Regions from separate parts of the Homo sapiens genome. Here region 2 is linked to region 1. A link is an interaction called in ENCODE POLR2A ChIA-PET data of the cell type or tissue named here. Cell type or tissue: Caco-2. All regions are shown on one strand. Links, peaks and the distances in the headings refer to the core of each region. The heading gives the core; the rest is flanking DNA.

Region 1 (5,383 bases), core at 157-5,156:
GAAGCCCCCTTTCTGGTCCTGGAGCAGCGGTTCGCTAAGTGGCGTATTAGTCCGTTTTCACACTGCTGATAAAGACATACCTGAGACTGGGTAATCTATAAAGAAAAAGAGCTTTAACGGACTCACGGTTCCACATGGCTGAGGAGGCCTCACAATCACAGCAGAAGGCAAAAGGTATATCTTACGTGGCTGCACACAAGATAGAGAATGAGAACCAAGCAAAAGGGGTGTCCCCTCATAAAATCATTACGTCTCATGAGACTTATTCACTACCAAGAGAACAGTATGGGGGAAACCACCCCCATGATTCAATTATCACCCACCAGGTCCCTCCCACACTGCATGGGAATTATGGGAGCTACAATTCAAGATGAGATTTGGGTGAGGACACAGCCAAACCGTATCAGTGAACTCCCCAGACCAGCAGTGTCAGCATCGTCTGGGAATTTATCAGAAATGCAGATTCTCAGGCTCCACTGTAAACCCACTGAGGCAGAAACACTAGGGGTGGACTAGCAATCTGTTTGAACACGCCCTCCAGGTGATTCCAAGGCAGCTCCAATCTGAGAACCGTGGCCTTCAGAAGTAAGAAAGTCAGGCCAGGCATGGTGGCTCACACCTGTAACCCCAGCACTTTGGGAGGCTGAGGTGGGTGAATCACCTGAGATCAGGAGTTCAAAACCAGCCTGACCAACATGGTGAAAACCCGTCTCTACTAAAAATACGAAATTAGCTGGGCGTGGTGGCGCATGACTGTAATCCCAGCTACTCGGGAGGCTGATGGAGGAGAATTGCTTGAACACAGGAGGTGGAAGTTGCAGTGAACCGAGATCGTGCCATTGCACTCCATCCTGGGCAACAAGAGCGAAACTCTGTCTCAAGAAAAAAAAAAAAAAGAAAAGAAATAAGAAAGTCAGGATTTCATAATATGCTGGTGTCCTGGCTTGAATTCAGTGCAGATTAATAAGTTTCCACTGGCTTACCTGCATGAGGAAAACTGCTAGTGACTACCTTTCATGTACTAAGTTCCTAAGACTCCCCCATTCAGGTCTACTCTCCTTTCTTACCCTGGGTTTCCCACACCCCTCTGCTTCAAATGGCAGAACAGAGAGTTCTAGAGGATAAGATCTAGAGCTTTGATTAACATGAAAAGAGATAGCTGGAATGAAAAAAAAAAAAAAGCCTGTTTATGTTGGAACAAGTCTACTAGCCTCTGGGTTTGTCCTGCTGCATTGAGGAGAAGGAAGGAGACAGCAGCAGGTAATTGACAGATCACGGCCTGTGTTAGAATCCTACCTCCAGTTAGAAGCCGGCAGACTCCTTACCTTTCCTGGGCCCTACTTCACCAAATGTGGAAGGGAAATAATACTAACCACCCATGGGGTTATTGTGAGGATCAAATGGGACACCCCTTTATGCAGGAGCTCAACACACGCTGACCCCTTCCCTTCCCCCACCACTCGATAAAAGGCCTGGACTGGGCCAGATTCACAAGGGGATTTAAGGGCAGAGCTGAATCCCTCTTTTTGGTGACACTCTGAGGCTGGGTTCAGCAAGTTTTGGTGATAGAAGGACCCTGATAGAGTTGCAAGATAAAATACAGGGCATCCAGTTAAGTTTAAATTTCAGATAAACAATGAATAATGTTGTAGTGTAAGTGTGTCCTGTGCAATATCTGGACATACTTATGCAAAAATATTATTCCTTGTTTATCTGAATTTCGAAGTCAAGTCAATTGGGTGTCCTGCGTTTTTATTTGCTAAATCTGGCAACCTTGGGGTAAAAGCAAGTTCCATAGCACGACTTTTCTCCCCACTCCCTAATATTTTAATAAAGACCATTTCTGACTGGGCGCGGTGGCTCACGCCTATAATCCCAACACTTTGGGAGGCCAAGGCAGGCGGATCACCTGAGGTCAGGAGTTCAAGACCAGCCTGGCTAACATGGTGAAACCCCATGTCTACTAAAATTACAAAAAATTAGCTGGGCGTGGTGGTGCGCCCCTGTAATCCCAGCTACTTGGGAGGCTGAGGCAGGAGAATCGCTTGAACCCAGGTGGTAGAGGTTGCAGTGAGCCAAGATAGTACCATTGCACTCCAGCCTGGGTGACACAGCAAAACTCCATCTCAAAAAAAAATTCTGAGCAGAACATGCTGGTCACACCTCATGGGGAAACCTAGCACCAAAAGACACTGGGTGATGTGGAGTTGGAGGAGAGTCCCATCAAATTGTCTTGGAAATGTGGGAGAAGAAAAGGAAGGAAGGCTGCGGGCTGATGATGATGGTTCATGTCTCAGAGTCTTGCCTCCACCAGCAGAAAGACAGGAAGCCACCTCTTTCCCTAGCTCCCCGCCCCAGGCACGTCTGGAGCTACAGTTATGGTCATCTCCCTCCCCATTCCTGTGGACTTACAGCACAGCTCGAAGTCAGATATTTAAAGCAAGGAGCATTCTTTTTAGGATTTCATGACGCTATTTTTATTTCCCAAAGTGGTATCATTCTGGTACAGAGACTTCACTAAATCTAGCAGTTGAGTTGGAACTTAAAATATTTGCTTATTTTTACTCCTTTGAAAATGATTAGCAGTTGAATTATTTAAACTAGAAAGAGATGAGGGAGTTAGAAGGGAGGGCTGCCCGCCCCAGGCACAGCCAGGGGAGAGTGCTAAATGTGGTTATCAAGAGATCAAAGAACCAAGGAGAGACTCCTTTGATCTGATGCTTGTCAGAGTTGCAATTAGATCTTTGAGACGCTGCACTTGGCCTCCCCTCCCTTCTTCAGTATTTCTTCTTTCTTCATGGACACCTGGGAGTGCCAGACCAAGGCAGGTCCCAGAAAAAGCCGGTGTGGCTATGTGAGATCCAAGTGTGCCCTAGGACACGGGAGGCATAATCTTTCTCGGAGAAAATCCCTTTTATAAATGCATTAGCTTTTTTTTTTTTCTTTTTGAGATGAAGTCTCGCTCTTGTCGCCCAGCCTGGAGCGCAATGGTGAAATCTCGGCTCACTCCAACCTCTGCCTTCTGGGTGCAAGCGATTCTCCTGCCTCAGCCTCCGAGTAGCTGGGATTACAGGCACGTGCCACCACAGCCGGCTAATTTTTTGTAGTTTGTAGAGAGGAGATTTTGCCATGTCGGCCAGGCTGATCTTGAACTCCTGACCTCAGGTGATCTGCCCCCTTCAGCCTCCCAAAGTGCTGGAATTACAAGCGCCCTCCACCACACCCGGCTAATTTTTGTATTTTTAATAGAGACGGGGTTTCACCATGTTGGCCAGGCTGGTCTCGAACTCCTGGCCTCAGGTGATCCACCCACTTTGGCCTCCTAAAGTGCTGGGAATACAGGCGTGAGCCACTGCGCCCTGCCACAGTTGCTTATTTTTAAGGCCTGGGGGAAAGGTGAATGGGGTCCCTCACCCCCACACCCGTTATACCTGCAAATGCCTGTTCCAGTGTATGAGCTGATATGAATCACACTGTGCTTCCAATGCTTTCCCTTTGATACAAATAGGAAAGGTACCCAATTGGCTGGGACTAACTTTGGGGTTGTCTGGATTTTCCAAAGGTTTGAGAGTGGGAAACCCAGGTGAGGTCTGTCAAATCTAAGCAAAGTTGGCTTCACATCCAAGCCAAATTCTACCCCTACTGATTTCTGTGACTTTTTTTGCTAAACAATGTAAGACAATGCAATCAAACCTAGAGGTCTTCTCTGCCTTCCTGTTACCCTGAAAAGCGGCTCATGGGGGACTTTAAGATGTTATTTATGGCAATCCCCTAAGCAGCCTCAGTCTTACTCTGATGATTTTTTTACACGATTTATACCAGTCCAAAGAATTCAAGAATAATGGGTATATTTCTGCAGCTGAGCCAAACATTTCTTCTCTATCAGTCTGTGCATGACACAGAATGTCTTGTGGTTTTAATATTTGTTTCCCTAATGGACAAGATTTGATAAATGTGTTTCCTAATCCCGAGCTATTGAAATATTGATTCTCATCCTGACTGGCCTCCTGGGAACGGAGCCAGCATATCTGCATCTCTGGGCTCTGAATTTAGGCTATTGCCCTGCTGGCCTAGCCTGTGAACACAAGGATGAGATTAGATTTGCTTGGGGGTGGGAACTGTAAATCCCAGTGAAATAGCTGTCTGGCCTCATTTCTATTTGACAGAATAGGGCAGCCATTCCCCACATTTTTGGCCAGTGTTATCATGTGTTTACCTGAATATCCTTCTTGCTTCTTTCTTCCTATTTGATTTTAATGTATACAGGCTGTCCAGTGAAAAGAAGAAAAGAAATCCTAGCTAAAGATTCATTTGAACTTCTGAATAGGATTGTCTGAAGGATGTAAAATATTTTACAAGGAATTCCAGAAAGATGAATAACTCACACCATGCCAAAAATGTTACCTGACATGAAAAAATATTAGAGGCCTTTCCATTACTTCTGTGACCTTTGAATGGAGATGAAAGATGGTTTGGACCCATGCTATCACAACCTGGTGCTGGACATAGTATCTGATAGGCTGTAATTCCATCCCATTTGAAGACGGGTGGGGAATATGTGTGACTGTTTATCATACATCCATTCAACCTCTTCAGACCATGACAATATTTAGGAAAAAGAACACAGGTGAACCCCGAGGAGATGAATACACCTTTTTACAACATGCTTAATGTCTTCTAAATATTGCTTAGAATATTTAGAATATTGCTTTTCTTCATCCCATTTCTTCCACCATTTTCCCAGTTTGGGCTATCACAATAGTCCCCTAGATCAGGATGATAACCTCCTAATTGGCCTTTGTCCCATATTTATCTCCCATCCTGTAGCCAAACTGAGGTCTCGAAAGTGCCTACCTGTGTACAATCCCCTAGCGTTCCCTATTACCCTCAGTCCCATGTTTCTTATCTAACATATATGGTCGTCCATGATCTGACCCATCTCCCTTTGCGGACTTGGTTTCCTTCCAATCCCATCTTGAACTTCACCTTCTAGAAACACTGAAATGCTGTTATCCCGGTTTGCCTTTGCTCATGAAGTTCATTTTTCTTGGAGGTCCATTTCTTTCTCTTTTCCTTGGCTTTCCTTCTCTGTGACTGGATATCTCCTCCAGGAGTCCTCCACAATGGCCTCCTCTCCTGACATTAATGGCCTTTCTTTTGCACTTTCTTAGCAGTACCTGTGTTTGGTTCCATCACTGCCATAACCACAATTACTGATCCCTTGGCCCATCTATCTCCTTGGTGACATTGTAAATTCCTTGAGAGTACATACATGCCTTTTCCACATTTGTAACCACAGTGACTGTGACTCACTCAGTGCATAATGCAGAGTATTTTGAACTAAATTCAGGAGAAGATTCTGCAAGTAGAAACAGGAATAATA
Region 2 (5,383 bases), core at 288-5,287, 170 kb after region 1:
TCACCACTATCCATTTCCAGAATTTTTCCATCATCCCAAGCAGAAACTCTGTACTCATTAATTGGTTGTATACTTTTGCAATCAACTTTACAAAGAAAAGGCAGCTTTGAAAGGAAAATGGTCCCGAAAGTTGTCTTTTTTTTTTTTTTTTTTTTTTTTAAACAGAGTCTCGTTCTGTCACCCAGGCTGTAGTGCAGAGGCGTGATCTCATCTCACTGCAACCTCTGCCTTCTGGGTTCAAGCGATTCTCCTGCCCCAGCCTCCCGAGTAGCTGGGACTACAGATGCACACCACCACACCCAGTTAATTTTTGTATTTTTAGTAGAGATGGGGTTTCACCATGTTGGCCAGGATGGACTTGATCTCTTGACCTCATGATCCAGCCGCCTCGGCCTCCCAAAGCGCTAGGACTACAGGCATAAGCCACCGGGCCTGGCCAAGTTATCATATTTTTTGTAAAAATAATAAAAAACATATTTACACCAGTATTAGACCAAGTGCCCACCTTCTTCTAAAAGACCTTCAGAAGCAAACCCTCCACCAGACATAGAAGTCTCTCCAGAAATCCTTTATCTTAACTCTCAGCTCCAACCAGCTTACTACTACATCCATCATTCCATGTGACGCAACCCTGTACCTCATGATGAGTTTGAAAATGCTTGCTCTGTACTCAGCAAACTTCCTGATATTCTCCATCTCTGCTCCCACGCTCCTTCCACAATTTTGCCTCAGTGAGACCCAAGCACTGTCTGAGAACTTCATTTCCCCTGCCTGCGTCTGAAGTGAAGACTGCTTTTTCTCATCTCAGCTTTGATAGTTGGGTCACTGTTTACCTGCTTTCAGACATTAAACCTGGTTCCTTTTGTCTCCTTTGAGACTCAAACCATTCAGCTGAATCACTCTCCTCCTCCTTATTACTGTCATCAGCTGTCACCTCTCTTCATTCATTTGAGATTTCAGCACCTGGTTGGCAATCTTCCAGTCCATCTTACCTCCTGTCATCATTTTAGGCAATGTTAATGTATCTTGAATGACGCATCCAAAACACTACACTGTTAGTTCATGGAACTCTCCACCTCAGCAGCCTATACAATCACAAAGTCAGACGTCCACTTCTGAAACAAAGCTATGTTGTTTTCAGTGAATTCACCCAAGCACACCACTCTTCCACCATCTTCCATCTCACTAAGACTTCCAGTGCACAACCCATTGCTCTCTCTCTGTCCATCAGCCCCACTTGCCTTTACGCGTCTGTTGATTTAGGTACTTAGAGTCCCTTGGTATAACTCCTTTGCAAACACTACACTAATTACCTTGCTTCTTTCCCCTCTGTCAAACACACTAAACTCCAACCCTAGATGAACCCAACCATCTGTCTTCTCTGTTCTCACACCAAGCTGGAGAAAACACATGCCTGAACTGATTGATATCATTGAAAAATCAACATCTCCAACCTAAACATTGCCTGGCAACCTAGTTGTGTATCTCTAGTTAACTCAGTCGATCACATTCCTAAATGATTATTTCCTACTTCTCATTCTACTCAAATCTTTCTCTCCATATCTCTTTAAGAGTCCATCACTAAGCTCTATGAATTCTACCTCCAAAATATATCCCCTAACCATTCACTTCCCTCCATTGCTTCCAAAACCACCATCATCTCTAGGCTGGGATATAGTCTTCAAAGGATTCTCCCTACCATCTTATTGCCCTCTCCAAGAGTTCTCCACATAGTGGCTAGAGCGATGTTTTTAAAATGTTCATCACAGTATGCCATTCACCTATTTAAAATTAATCCATGGATTCCCATTGTATTTAGAAAAAAAATCTATAATCCTTAATATAACCCAGTCCCCTGGATGGTCTGACTCCATTTTCATCTGTGCTACTTTTTTGCTTGCTTGCTATATTCTAGCCACAGTGGTTTCATCTGTGCTACTTTTTCTCTTGCTGCTGTATTCTAGCCACAGTGGTTTCAGGTGCCAAGCTTTCCTTTCTCTTCTGCCTTAGCACATTCTCGTCCTTCTGCCAAGTGTACCCTCCCTTTCTCCCCATATTTCCCACCAATCTTCACCTAGACAACTTCTATTCATTCTGTAGATCTCATATTTAGTGACCCAATCTTAGAGAAGTCTGTTCTGACCAACCCCATCTATAAATTTTGCCTCTTCTATTCCTTCTCAGGTGTCAATTTATTTTTCTTTTCTTTTCTTTTTTTCTTTTTCTTTTTTTTTTATTGAGATGGAGTCACACTCTGTAGCCCAGGCTGGAGTGCAGTGGCATGATCTTGGCTCACTGCAACCTCCACCTCCCAAGGTTCAAGTGATTCGCCTGCCTCAGCCTCCCGAGTAGCTGGGACTACAGGCGCATGCCACCATGCCTGGCTAATTTTTTGTATTTTTTGTAGAGATGGGGTTTCTCCGTGTTAGCCAGGGTGTTCTCGATCTCCTGACCTCGTGATCCACCTGCCTCGGCCTCCCAAAGTGCTGAGATTACAGGCGTGAGCCACCACGCCCAGCCTAATTTATTTTTCTTTATAACACATAGCTACTCATTTTCATGCATATTCATTCAATTTCTTTTTTTTAATTTTTAACTTTTGTGGGTACATAGTAAGTGTATATATTTATGGGGCAATAAGATATTTTGATACAGGCATACATGCATAATAATCACATCAGGGTGAATGGGGTATCCATCTCCTCAAGCATTTATCCTTTGTGTTACAAATAATCCAGTTATACTCTTTTAGTTATTTTTAGCTGTACAAAAAATTATTGTTGACTATAGTAACTCTGTTGTGCCATCAAATACTAGATCTTATTCATTCTATCTAAATCTATTTATGTACCCATTAACCATCCCCACTTCCAGCCCTGCCCACTGCCCTTCGTAGCCTCTGGTAATCATCATTCTACTCTCTATCTCCATGAGTCCACTTATTTTAATTTTTAGCTTTCACAAGTAAGTGACAACTTATGAAATTTGTCTTTCTGTGCCTGGCTTATTTCACTTAACATAATGTCCTCCAGTTCCATCCATATTGGTTGCAAATGACAGGCCCTCATTCTTTTTATGGCTGAATAGTACGCCATTGTATATATATGTACCACATCTTTTTTTTTTTTTTTTTTGAGATGGAGTCTCACTCTGTCACCAGGTTGGAGTGCAGTGGCGCCATCTCAGCTCACTGCCACCTCCACCTCCCAGGTTCAAGTGATTCTCCTGCCTCAGCTTCCCCAGTAGCTGGGATTGTGGGCATGCACCACCACGCCCAGCTAATTTTTGCATTTTTAGTAGAGAAGGGATTTCACCATGTTGGCCAGGATGGTCTTGATCTCTTGACCTCATGATCCGCCCGCCTCGGCCTCCCAAAGTGCTGGGATTACAGGTGTGAGCCACCACGCCCAGCCTGGTTTTTTTGTTTGTTTTTTAAGATGGAGTTTCACACTTGTTGCCCAGGCTGGGGTGCAATGGTGTGATGTTGTCTCACTGCAACCTCCACCCCCAGGTTCAAGCGATTCTCCTGCCTCAGCCTCCTGAGTAGCTGGGATTACAGGCACATGCCACCATGCCCAGCTAATTTTTGTATTTTTAGTAGAGACGGGGTTTCACCATGTTGGTCAGGCTCATCTCGAACTCTCGACCTCAGGTGATCTGCCCACTTCGGCCTCCCAAAGTGCTGAGATTACAGGCATGAGCCACCACACCCGGCTGGTACCACATCTTCTTTATTCATTCATCTATTGATGGACACTTAGGCTGCTTTCCAATCATGGCTATTGTGAATAGTGCTGCAATAAACATGGGAATGCAGATATGTCTTTGATATACTGACTTCCTTTCTTGTGAGTATATATCTAGCAGTGGGATTGCTGGATTGTATGATAAATTTATTTTTAGTTTTTGAAGAGCCTCCAAACTGTTCTCCATAGTGAGTATACTAATTTACATTCCCACCAACAGTGTAAAAGGGTTCCCTTTTCTCCACGTCCTCACTGGCATTTGTTATTGCCTGTCTTTTGGATAAAAGCTATGTTTTTGTTTTTGTTTTTTTTATTTGAGACAGAGTCTTGCTCTGTCGCTCAGGCTGGAGAGCAGTGGCGCAATCTCGGCTCACTACAAGCTCCACCTCCCGGGTTCACGCCATGCTCCTGCCTCAGCCTCCCGAGTAGCTGGGACTACAGGCGCCTGCCACCACGCCCAGCTAATTTTTTGTATTTTTAGTAGAGACGGGGTTTCAGTGTGTTAGCCAGGATGGTCTCGATCTCCTGACCTCGTGATCTGCCTGCCTTGGCCTCCCAAAGTGCTGGGATTACAGGCGTGAGCCACTGTGCCCGGCCATAAAAGCCATTTTAACTGAAGTGAGATGATATCTCATTGCAGTTTTGATTTACATTTCTCTAATGATCAGTGATGTTGAGCACCTTTTCATATACCCGTGTGCCATTTGTATTTCTTCTTTTGAGAAATGTCTATTCAAATCTTTTGCCTATTTTTTGATTGGATTATTAGATTTTTTTCCTATTGAGTTGTTTGAGCTGCTTATATAGTCTCGTTATTAATCCCTTGTCAGATGGGTAGTTTGTAAATACTTACTCTCATTCTGTAGGTTGTCTCTTCATTTTGTCAATTGTTTCCTTTGCTATACAGAAGCTTTTTAACTTGATGTGACCCTATTTGTTCATTTTTGTTTTGGTTGCCTATATTTGTGGGGTAGTACTCAAGAAATCTTTGCCTAGAGCAATGTCCTGGAAAACTTCCCAAATGTTTTATTTTAGTAGTTCATAGTTTGAGGTCTTAGATTTAAGTCTTTAATCTATTTTTATTTGATTTTTCTTCATAGTGAAAGAGAGAGTCTAGTTTCATTCTTCTGCATATGGATACCCAGTTTTCCCAGCACCACTTATTGAAGAGACTGTCCTTTCCCTAATGTATATTCTTGGTATCTTTGTCGAAAATGAGTTCACTGTAGATGCATGGATTTATTTCTGGGTTCTTTATTCTATTGATCTATGTGTCTGTTTTTATGCCAGTACTATGCTGTTTTGGTTACTATAGCTCTGTAGTATAATTTGAAGTTAGGTAATATGACTCCTCCAGTTTTGTCCTTTTTACTTGGAATGGCCTTAGCTATTCTAAGTTTTTTGTGGTTCCATATAAATTTAAGGGTTATTTTTTCTCTTTCTGTTAAGAATGTTATTGGTACTTTTATGAGGATTGCATTGAAGCTGTAGATTGTTTTGCGTAGTATGGACATTTTAACAATATTGATTCTTCCAATTCATGAACATGGAATATCTTTTCCATTTTTTTGTGTCTTCTTCAATTTATTTCATCAAGTTTTATAGTTTTTATTGTGGAGATCTTTCACTTCTTTCAT

The links. ChIA-PET counts read pairs that join two places held together with the same protein. Peaks named below come from ENCODE experiments on the same cell type or tissue, not always from the same donor. Only the 100,000 strongest peaks of a DNase experiment are listed, where the experiment ranks them.
Region 2: POLR2A ChIA-PET joins it to region 1 with 7 read pairs; 3 of 35 experiments call an interaction of 5 or more read pairs at or near these places.

Annotation. Positions count from the first base shown.
Region 1 is chr6:21,391,241-21,396,623 of GRCh38, forward strand. No RefSeq gene overlaps it. Among named protein-coding and RNA genes, the nearest start is that of LINC00581, 120 kb to the right of the region's middle. RefSeq lists an enhancer at 2,014-2,869. In Caco-2, for the core only: no CTCF peak of the experiment used is centred there; DNase peaks (open chromatin) are centred at 2,351, 2,781 and 4,121.
Region 2 is chr6:21,558,510-21,563,892 of GRCh38, forward strand. No RefSeq gene overlaps it. Among named protein-coding and RNA genes, the nearest start is that of SOX4, 33 kb to the right of the region's middle. In Caco-2, for the core only: no CTCF peak of the experiment used is centred there; no DNase peak of the experiment used is centred there.